2 separate regions of the Homo sapiens genome follow, and region 1 is linked to region 2. Evidence: chromatin loops called from intact Hi-C (ENCODE). Cell type or tissue: mammary epithelial cell. All regions are shown on one strand. Each heading gives the region's core, and the rest is flanking DNA. Links, peaks and the distances in the headings are about the cores only.

Region 1 (5,368 bases), core at 102-5,101, 1.2 Mb before region 2:
AGACGTGGCAAGACTTGATGTGGGCGGAGGCCAGGGCTGTGACTGGAGTAAGGCGCCTTTGCCTCAGGCACAAAATTTCAGCCGATGTCAAAAATCTCAATAATTAAGATAAATACTATTTTAATGCAGTGCGTAAATATAATCAAATCAGCAAATTTTTCCTTGTGGTTTGGCCGCTCTTTTTGTCTCTTGATACATAAAGGGCCAGGATTAGGGTGAGGCAAGTGAGCCAGGGTCGTGCAAGTGTAGGGTGAAGTTTTGTCTGTATTTAAACTTTTAAATAACTATTCAGTGTGGATTTTTTGCATTAATATTGATTTTTTTAAAGTTGCCTTACTCTCTCTCTATATATATACATTTTTGTGACTGAGTTTTTGGTGCCCTTTTAAATTTTGTACCCAAGCTAGGTGCCCCAGTCTATCACCCTAGTCCTGGCCCTGGTGGAGGCCGTCGGCAAGGGAGGTGGACACATTGGGGATGTGTTGGGGTGGGACAGGCTTAACTGGTGATAGATGGCGTATGCCAGATGGGGGGTTACCTGTGGGCCCTGGGGCCTTGGGCTGGAGGCAGCGACCATGGAGTAGGGAGTATCAGGGCCCACTGTGCCTGCGGCCAGCTTGGCCTTAGCGCATCCCTGCAGAAGGCTGGCCCTGGGTGACTTTATGGTGGGCGTTGGATTCTCCTGTCTCCCCCAGGGCCTTGGGTCTCTTGAGAGCACAGGATGCAGGCTGAGCCCTGACAGATCAGACCCCAGTGGTGGAGTCACAGAACTGGCCACTGCCTCCAAGGCCTCCCCAAAAGAAACCCCCATCCAGGTGGGGAGCCTCTGCCACCTCGAACCTGGGGAACCAGGGCCCACGAACCTCCTCAGTGCGAGCTCTCAGGGCCCAGGAATATGTAGGCCAGAAGCATCCTCAGTCCTGCTGGCCCCGGCTCACTGTCTCCTTAGGAGCGCCAGGGCTAGTGGAGGGAGGCGAGTGACTCTCTGTGGTAAGGGGCCTGTGGAGCTCCCAGAAGCCAGAGCAGAGCCTGCCTGGCTGCACTAGCTAGGCCTCAAATCGCTGTCCCCCTCTGCCCACACCCTACCCCACCCCACCACCAGTCCAGACAAATGTGCCCCATCAGCTGTGTGCTGGCAGCCTGATGAAATAGGGCCTGGGAGTACCAAGGCCCTGTCCAATTACTGCAGAAGCAGATGTGACTGTGTGAACCTCTGCCCAGGCCCCCTTCCAGCTCACCACGTTTCCAGGTGGTCCTGGGGCAGGGGGTGACTCCAGCTCTGGCTGGCCTCATGGCGAGCAGTGGCCCAGACTATTTGTCTAGGGAGGGCTTGGGCTGGGCAGAGGGAGTTGCTGGCCACAGTGTAGACAGGGTCGGCACTCTGTACCAGTGGATGAGGATGTGTTGGGTTCTTTCCTTCAAGGGATCAGGGGTGTTGGGGCAGGAGGCAGGAGTAGGTCTCTTGTCTGTGCTGACAGTGGCCCCTGCCCACGCTGGGCCACACCAAGGCCTTCTGACTCAAGGGAATCAGTTGGGAGTGTGAAGGAGCATCAGCAGGGGCCACCTGCCTTGGATTGAGTCCCAACAGTGTGACATCAGGAATGCTGCCTCAGCTCATGGTATCTTAAACTAGGGTGGTCACAGCACCTTCCTGACTGGGTCACCTTGAGGATTAAAGGATATGATTTGGGTCAAGTGCTTAGCCAGTTGCATGGGGTGCGCTCAGGGGTCAAGAAACAGAAGCAAACACCTGAGGACACCCTGGTCCCCAGGAAGGTGAGGACACCGGAGTCTATTCTGTGGCATTTCTGAACGCCTGACTACTACGGTGTCGAAGGTTCTTCTTGGACCCCTGGCTCCATCCAAGGGGGAATGCTGTCTCTGGAGGGGTGGCAGGAGGGCAGGGAGGGTTCAGCGCAAACCCATTTCCCTGATGGTCAGTCTCAGAGCCCACCTGGGGACAGGGCCTTGGGGATGGGGCTGGGGGTGCTGCCTGCTCTGAGATGCTTTAAAACTCGAGCACCTTGGGAGCCTAAGGGGTGTAGCCCAGACCCACAGGGGGTCTGTGGCCAGGCTTGCTTAGGCCAAAGCTCACAAGCTCATTGGGCTGTGTCTTGACCTTCACCAACCTCAGCCAGAACTGCTGTTGGCCGTGTACCCTGTCTCCTGCTCATCCTTGATGGCTCTGCCCTCATAGCCTTGCTCTGATGATGAAATGAGCTAAGGTGTGTGAAGTGCTAGAATATCCCATGAGAGGCCCTTGGTAAGCCTTAGTAGCTGCAGGGTACTGGGTACCTGGCCCTGGGCCGGGTGCTTTACACTTTCCCTCTCCAGTCCCCACGGCCATCCTGAGAGATTTCAGGGTCTCTGCTCTGTAGGTGAGGACCTGATTTGTTCAGTACCATCCAGATGGTAACCACTGAGCTGGGGCTGGAGCCGTGTTGGCTGTACCTAAAGCTGCTTCCCTTCACAGCTTCGTGCTCCCCTCCTCTCTTCTGCATAGGGTGCCTTGACTTCCCAGTTTCCTGGCACAGGCAAGACATTTAGGGGCTAGGGCCTTGCCTGTGAAGGAGAGGAGCCATTTGAGTATTTTCCACCATCTTCGACCCGGCTCTGTTGACTCAGCTGACATCAGGGCCCACTGGAGTTGCCATGGAAATGCCTCAGCAGGGGCTGCCGTGGCCTCGTCTCCACCAAGGGAGCAGAGAGAGCATCAGCCCAGCAGAAAGGGCATGCACCCTCAACTAGATGCTGCCACCAGGAAGCAGAGAAGACAGGGAGCCCAGAGGCCGGGCTTAGCGAAGCCCCCTGCTCTGAATGTGAGGACACACTTTTTCAGCAGGCAGAACTGGGGCCCCAGAGTGCCAAGGCCTCTGGTGTGCAGCCAGGCTTCTGGGGTAAAATTCAACCAGAATAGAAAGAGCCCTGAACCAGATGTTGAAGGTTTGAATTCTAGCCCTCACTCTGCCACTAACATGCTGTGTGACATTGAGCCAGGCACGCCTCCCTCTGACCTTCAAGTTGGCATCTGCGCAATGAGGAGGCTGGATGAGGTGACCTCTTAGGGCCCTCGCCCATGGCCATTAGAAATTTTGTTAGAATATTCTAACAATGGGTCCAGGGACGGCTGGGGCCTTTAGCACCAGCAGAGGGCAGCAGCTGCCTGGAAAAGGGCCCAGTGGTCGGCTGCATCCTCCTTCCAGCCAAGAGCAGTCTCTACTCTGTCTTCTCCTTCAGTGTGGCCCATGAGTGGGCCAGGCCATTTCCTAGAATTGCTGTCCTGGCCAGAGAGAGGGACTGACCAGGTCTAGCTCAGGAGACAGGCCTCAGAGAGAGGCCACCCAACATGGGGTCTGTGGCAGCTGATTCAGGGGGGAGCAGGCGGAAGGTGGTTACTGGTGACAGCGGTGACAGGCTGAGCCCTGGTTTCTGTGCGTGGCCCTCACAAGCCGCCCAGCCCTGCCACTCACCTCCTCTGTGGTCTAGGGTAGTCACCTGCCCTCTGTGACCCTCATTTCCCTGTTTGTAAAATAAGGAGGGGTGGGTGGCTTTCAAGAAATCTTATCTGAAAGCTGCTCACTTTCAGAGACCCTGGGCTGATACAGAGCCTCTTGCAGGCCTCTTCTAGCCGGAAGGTTCTAGGAAAGGAAGAACAAATGTGAGCGTGTAGGAACTGCCTGGAGAAGCAGGCACTCGTGAAGCATGTTGCTTTCCTGGCCCCCACCCACAGGGATTCTAATCCAGGGAGAGTTGGATGGGGCCCAGGAATCTGCCAAATATTGGCATCTGGGCACCTTGATGATTAACCTCACATGTACCGTCTCTGTCTCTGCAGCTTGGGGCCCTGGTCCACAGTCCTGTCAACTGTCCCCTGCTGGGTTTCTCAGCAGTCAGCACCTCCCTTCCACAGGGCTACCTCTGGGTGAGTCACCCCCCTGCCCAGCTGGGCATTCTGGCCTCAGGACAGGAGTAGGGAGAGCGGCACCTGGGAGGGGGTGCTGGAGACAGCAGCTGCCTGCCTCATCTCATGCAGCTTCATCCACCAAGGTCTTCCTGGGCACCTCTGGTGCCAGGCACTGCATTTGGAGTTGGGAGGTGCAACCTCATCTGGGGCAACAGAAAACCAGGGAGCTAAAAAGAGAGTGTGCCTTTTGCAAATGGTGACAGGGCTGAGAAGGAAGTGAAAGGGGGAGCTGTGCAGAGGACCTGGGTCTCAGGATCTTCACCCCTGGAGTCAGGAGGCAGGGCTGGCTAGTGCCCTACTCATGCAGACATTCCAGCCCACCTTTCTATCCTTGGGCTTCCTGGCAAAGCCTCCCTTGATTCAAGTGAGGTACCCTCCACTATGTTCCTTGTGCTGCAAATTGTGCCCTGTCATTGCTGCTTCCCTTCTGAGAGTGATTTGTTCCTCATCATTTCCCATGATCTAGCACATGGTATATCCATCCATCCATCATCCATCCATCTATCCACCCACCTATCCATCTATCCATCCACCCACCCACCTACCTATCCATTTATCCATCCAACAAGAATATATATTTAATCCATCCATTTATTTATCTGTCCATCCATCCACCCACCCACCCATCCATTCATTCACCGATACATCCTTCCATCTATCTGTCTATCATCTGTCCATCCATCCATCCATCCATCCATCCATCCATCCATCCATCTATCCATCCATCCATCCAACAAGAATATATTGAGTATGTATCTATCATATGCTAGACACAGAGGTAAAACAATGGTCAACACAGAGAAGGGCATTTTAAAGGGATGGAGTAGATGTTTACTTTATATTGGTTGAAATGCACCCTGCAGAGGAGGAAATAGAAAGCTGACTGAGTATTTAGTCCACCTTAGCTCCTTACCTGATTTCCTGTGGGCCCTGAAGCTTATTTGTTGCCATGGCAGCTGGGGATAAATGACCTTTGTGAAGGCAGGATGTGTGTGGGCAGGAGAAGGGATGCTTCTCTCAGGGGATGGGGTCCTTGGGAAAGCAGGGGCTGAGGTCCTCCTCTGCTCCCTCCTGTGGTTCCCACCTGATGGCCTCTCTGGGTCTCTGCTCCCAGGTCGGGGGCGGACAGGAAGGCGCAGGGGGCCAGGTGGAAATCTTTTCCTTGAACCGGCCCTCGCCCCGCACCGTCAAGTCCTTCCCACTGGCAGCCCCTGTGCTCTGCATGGAGTATATCCCGGAGCTGGAGGAGGAGGCGGAGAGCAGAGACGAGAGCCCGACAGTTGCTGACCCCTCGGCCACGGTGCATCCAACCATCTGCCTCGGGCTCCAGGATGGCAGGTGAGGGGCCCGGAAGGAGGGGTGAGAGCAGCCTCTGCAGGGCTGGGCAGTGGGTGGGGGCTGTCC
Region 2 (5,338 bases), core at 1-5,000:
AGGGCCAATGGGGGCTGATGAAATGTTATGGACGGTGCTGAGCGATTATGCAGAGAGAATCGATTGCTCGGGCTGGTGCCTGCCTGGCACAGAGACACAAGCGCTGAAATGTCAGGCCTGTGATCTGAGAGTGCCACCCGGCAGCCGCTGAGCTAGACAGCCCCCACGGGTGCAGACCGAGCTGCGGGTGTGCAAAAAGAAATCCCAACGCCCCCCAGATGGAACTGTTGTCCTGGCAGGGCTGAGGCAGCAGGGATAGGGACGGGGCATCTCAGAAGGTTCTGGAGAGGAGGGGCCGGGTGGACCTGCTTTTCTCGGTTCTCGTGCATGCAGATAGCTCAGCTCCCAGAGACGCAGGCAGGAAGGGAGGGAGGCAGAAAGGCTGGGCCCCGTGCTAGAGAGATGCGTCTGCAGATACATTCTAAACATGCAAATCAGAGAAGGGAAGGGGCACTGGGAGACTTCCAAATGCCCACTCCCTGGGGCACAGTGTAGGGTGGAGGGAGGGCTGGAGGGAAGGCAGGTGGAGGGGGAGCTGAGGGAGGTGGGGGGGAGCTGAGGGAGATGGAGGAGGAGACCATGGGACCTCACGTGAGCCTGACCCCCTCCTGGCCATACCCCTGCCCCCAAAGCCACCTCTCTGCAGAACGGACTGGTTCCTGCCTCCCAGCCAAAGAAGGCTGGGTAGGCTGGAGCAACTCCCCAACACAAGCATCCTGAGCGCCTGCTATGTGTTACAGGCTTTCCCAGTTCTCAGGGATTCTACAGGGAGAAAACTGCCGTTAAGAGACTTCAGTGACTTGTGCCAGGCCATATGGGTCACTTAGTGATCAGCAAGATCACAACAGCTCTGACGATGTGACAGGCACTGCACAGAGCCCTCGCCTGCTCCATCCTGTTTCATCCTCACTGCTACCATCAGGTGCTCTAAGAAGCATCATTACCGTCATTTTACAGATGGGGAAACTGAGGCTCTCAGAGAAGCAACTTGACTGAAGTCATCCTGCCAATAACAGACCAGCTAGAATTCGAGCCCTGAGCTGGGATAGAGGGTCTATGCCTGGAGACCTCACTCCCAGGCTTCACAGTGGTAAAATAAGTCACCCCAGGCATAAGAAAATAAGCCGGGGAAAGAGCCTGCTTTAGGGTGGGGCCAAGGGGAAGGGAGAAACCAGGTAGAGGGCTTGCTCAACGGTACGGAGTTCAAATCACAGCTTCCCAGGCCCCCCGTGCCCTAAACGCACCGGCTCAGGGTGGCTTTTTTATAGAATCCCTGCCACATCCTGGTCTCCTTCTGCAGTCATTGGTCCCCATAGAGCATTCTCCACATTGCATCTGGTGATCTTTCAAGCACGAATCAGATCGGGTCCTCTCCTGCTTAAATTCTCTGGGTGACGTCCTGTTGCCCTGAGAATGAAATCCTGAGAGGCCCTGCCCCATCCAGCTCCTGCCCCCTCCCCATCCCTCTGTCCGGAAGATGCTTTCCCCAGAACCTGCTGCGGCTGCCCCTCCCCGACAGCCTCCCTCCCTGGCCACAAGCGGCCCCAGCCCCTGTCTGTCCAGTCGCCCCGGCCATTCTTCACAGCACTTACCTCACTTACTTCAGTCTCGGCGCTTCCCCGCTTCCCTTTATTGTGGGAATTTGGGCTTGTGCACTGGAGTTTGGGCTTCATGAGGGTGGAGAGCTGGCCTGTCCTGTTCCCCATGGCACCCCCCAGTGTCGCATAGTAGATGCCCAATAAACATTTGTTTAATGGGGAAGGGGCAGTGCCCAACAAGGTCTCTTGCATGCTGTCAGGGCATAGCATGCCTGGGCCGAGCCCGTTGCCTGGCAGATAGGGAAACTGAGGCTCTGAGGGGCTGACCCCACAGCTAAGGGCAGAGGCCAATGCTCTGAGGGAGCACTTAGCTCCCAAGCCAGGATTTTCCACTGCCCCAGGAGTCACGGGCTCCCTTCCCTCCTCTCATCCTTGCCACTCTCCCCTGCCTCTCCCCACCGGTGATCACCAGCACCACGTCTCTCCCTCCTGCCAGGCTGGCTTGAGGCAAAGGTGATTTGCTGACAGGGCCTGGGGCTGGACTTAGGTTCAACACCCAGCTCCGCCACCTCCTCGCTGACTGACCACAGGCAAGTTCCTCTACCTCCCCCAGCCTCAGTTTCCTCCTCTGTACTGTGGGGACGTCAAGGGTTGTTAGACGAGAGTGTGTGTGAGTGGAAAGGGCCCAGCAAGTGCCTGGTGCCGAGGACACTCATTTAACCCGTGATGAGAGTGGCAGTGCCATCTCCCCGCAGCTCGTGAGGACTGGCGCGCCCCTCCCCGATCCGGGCCAGGGTCTCTGCGCACTGGGTCCACCTGCTTCAGCCTTCACCCTCCTAACAAAGAGGTTGGTTGGTCTTTCCAGCCTGTCTACTCACACCCTCCCTACTACTCAAACCATTCATCATTCCTCCTGCTTCCTGTCCCATCAGCCCAGCCAAAAGGTTGTGATTACCACACAAGCACACGCACGTACCAAACACACGTGTGCACGCAAGCACAGATGCCTGTATGCACAGTCATAGACGCACACATCTCCCCACACACAGCCAAATAGTCGCCCAGAGGGACACGGCGTTGGGGTGCTTAACACGCACCCCCTCGCACACCCGCGTGCACACACGGGTCTCCGTGGGCACTGCGTACACACGAACCACAGACACTAGCACCTGTGTGCCTGCATTCACCCACACAAACCGCCCTGCTTTCGGCCCTTGCCTCTCTCCGACACCTGCAGCCTGGCAGACCCCGTGCCGTAGAGGTGACACAGAAACACACACTGGGTGAGTTAACAGTCGGGGCTGGCATTTGGCACCACACTCTGGATAGACGGGAACAGCCTGCACGCATGCACCTCCGTGTCTCTGCATCGTGTGTTTGTGTGTGTGTGTGTCTACCCAAGCGTCCAGCCTTGGGCCTGGAAGAGACGGGACTTCAAGCCCTGCCCAGCACTTCCAAGCACGGAGCCCCTGGCAGCGGCTCAGCCTCCCTTTGCACAGGAATGGGGCCAACAGCACCATCTGCTGTCAGCTTCTGGAAGTGCCCTGCAGAGAGCGCACACCTGGCTCTCGGATCAGCTTTCCAGAAGGACCTGGGCTGTGGCCGCTATCCTGACAACAAGCTGGGCCACAGGGACATCCCCAGTCCAGTGAACTAGAATGAGGCTGGTCTTCAGAACCACCGGGAAAATTTGTGTCCAAGTTAGGGACCACTCTCCTTGCGTGGATGGGGAAACAGGCCCAGAGGCAGGGAGTGACGGGGTCCATTGGTTGGCCCAGGGAAGAGGATCATAGCGATTTCATAGAGTTCTTGTTCTCCAGCTCCTCATTTTGGTTCATATCTTGACTGTGTTTCATGTTTTGACAGGCAGGGCACTGATTTAGGGGAGCCGCCCAGGAGGCAGGCAGGCTGGGGTGAAGTGATGGGATTCGCAGGTCCCCTGCCCACACCAGGCCTTGCCCTGGACAGGAAGGCCCGCTGCAGGAATCCTGTTCTCAGCCACACCGAGGTACACATACCTGACGCCCTGTGAGAAGGGCTGTGGACGGAGATAGGGAGGCCGAGGCAAGAAACAGCAAACGGAACGAGCGATGAGGAAGGCCAGGCCACAGGTGGATGGGGAGATGCTGAGGTCCTGCTGTGCTGGACTGAATGCAGATGGGAAGCAGCCTTAGCTTAGAGATGACCTGATCCAGATTGGGAGACTGAGGCCCAGGGAGGAGGGGTGACGGGCCCAAGGTCACTGGAGCCAACAGCCTGGCTAAGAATCGATCCAGGTCTTCTGGTTCCCAATCCAGAGCTCTTGCCTCTCGCGTGACTGGCTCCTTCCTTCCCCTGGGTTAAGAATTACTCTTTCCAGCGGAGCAGGGGCCGTCTTTTCACATCCCTGGCAAAAGTGGCTGAGATAAGCCCTTAAAGAGTCTGAGAAGCTCCCCCTCTTAGATCAAGAGGATCTAGGGAGCCTGGAGGCAGAGGAGACCTGGGGACTCTACCAGTTTCCTAAGTTCAACTCTAGGCCAACCCCTATTCCTGCCTCCCTTTTGTTAATGCATACATATCATGGACCGTTGGGGTTAAGAATTCACAATAATAGTAGTCATGATGCTATGGACTGAATGTTTATGTCCCCCAAAAATGCATCTGTTAAAATACTAATCCCTAATGTGATGGTATTGAGAGGCAGCGTCTTTGGGGGTGATTAGGTCATAAGAAGGGAGCCCTCACAAATGGGATTAGTGCCCTTCTTTTTTTTTTTTTTGAGACGGAGTATCGCTCTGTCACCCAGGCTGGAGTGCAGTGGTGCAATCTTGGCTCACTGCAAGCTCCGCCTCCCAGGTTCACGCCATTCTCCTGCCTCAGCCTCCCGATTAGCTGGGACTACAGGCGCCCACCACCATGCCCAGCTAATTTTTTGTATTTTTAGTAGAGACAGGGTTTCACCGTGTTAGTCAGGATGTTCTCCATCTCCTGACCTCGTGATCTGCTCACCTCGGCCTCCCAAAGTGCTGGGATTACCGGTGTGAGCCACCGCACCCGGCCCTTTTTTTTTTTTCTTTTCTTTTTTTTTTTTTTTTTTTTTTTTGAGACAGTATTTTGCTCTTGTTGCCCAGGCCGGAGTGCAATGGCACAATCTCGGCTCACCGCAACCTCCACCTCCCAGGTTCAAGCAATTCTCCTGCCTCAGACTCCTGAGTAGCTGGGATTACAGGCATGTGCCACCACACCTGGCTAATTTTGTATTTTTAGTAGAGACGGGGTTTCTCCATGTTGATCAGGCTGGTCTCAAACTTCTGACCTCAGGTGATCTGCCTGCCTCAGCCTCCCAAAGTGCTGGGATTACAGGCGTGAGCCACCAAGCCCGGCTGGGATTCGTGCCCTTCTAAAAGGGACCCCACAGCGTTCTCTCACCCTCTTTCCACCATGTTAGGATATAACAAGTCAGCAATCTGCAACCAGAGGAGGGCCCTCACCAGGACCCAACTATGCTTGCACCCTGAACTCAGACTTCCAGCCTCCAGAACTATGAGAAATAAAGGTCTGTTGTTTATAACCCACTCAGTTTATAATATTTTGTTATAGCATCTGAAGCTAAGACACATGATAATAGTAGCTACTGTGTGTTAAGTAGCCTGGAGACATCTCCCTGCAGTGATGGATTATTCTTATTTCATTTACAGCTAGGATAAGCCCAGGGAGGGGCAGTAGCTTACCCAACATCACAACACCCCAAGTGGCTGCAGCAGGATACACCCTGGGACACCAGCTTCAAGTCCAAGGCCCTCCCCACTGCTCCTCACCAC

What was found. A loop is a pair of places that touch in the nucleus more often than their neighbours do. Peaks named below come from ENCODE experiments on the same cell type or tissue, not always from the same donor. Only the 100,000 strongest peaks of a DNase experiment are listed, where the experiment ranks them.
Region 1: it touches region 2 in a loop (5-fold over the local background); 3 of 110 quality-filtered maps call a loop at or near these places.

What each region holds. Positions count from the first base shown.
Region 1 is chr1:17,650,801-17,656,168 of GRCh38, forward strand. ARHGEF10L (Rho guanine nucleotide exchange factor 10 like) reads left to right here. Exons shown (of 29, transcript NM_018125.4): 23 at 3,836-3,922; 24 at 5,079-5,302. Among named protein-coding and RNA genes, the nearest start is that of LINC02810, 64 kb to the right of the region's middle. In mammary epithelial cell, for the core only: a CTCF peak has its summit at 3,153 (motif pointing right); no DNase peak of the experiment used is centred there.
Region 2 is chr1:18,817,893-18,823,230 of GRCh38, forward strand. No RefSeq gene overlaps it. Among named protein-coding and RNA genes, the nearest start is that of TAS1R2, 39 kb to the right of the region's middle. RefSeq lists enhancers at 1-114, 1,811-2,320, 2,321-2,830 and a silencer at 3,009-3,187. In mammary epithelial cell, for the core only: a CTCF peak has its summit at 3,066 (motif pointing left); no DNase peak of the experiment used is centred there.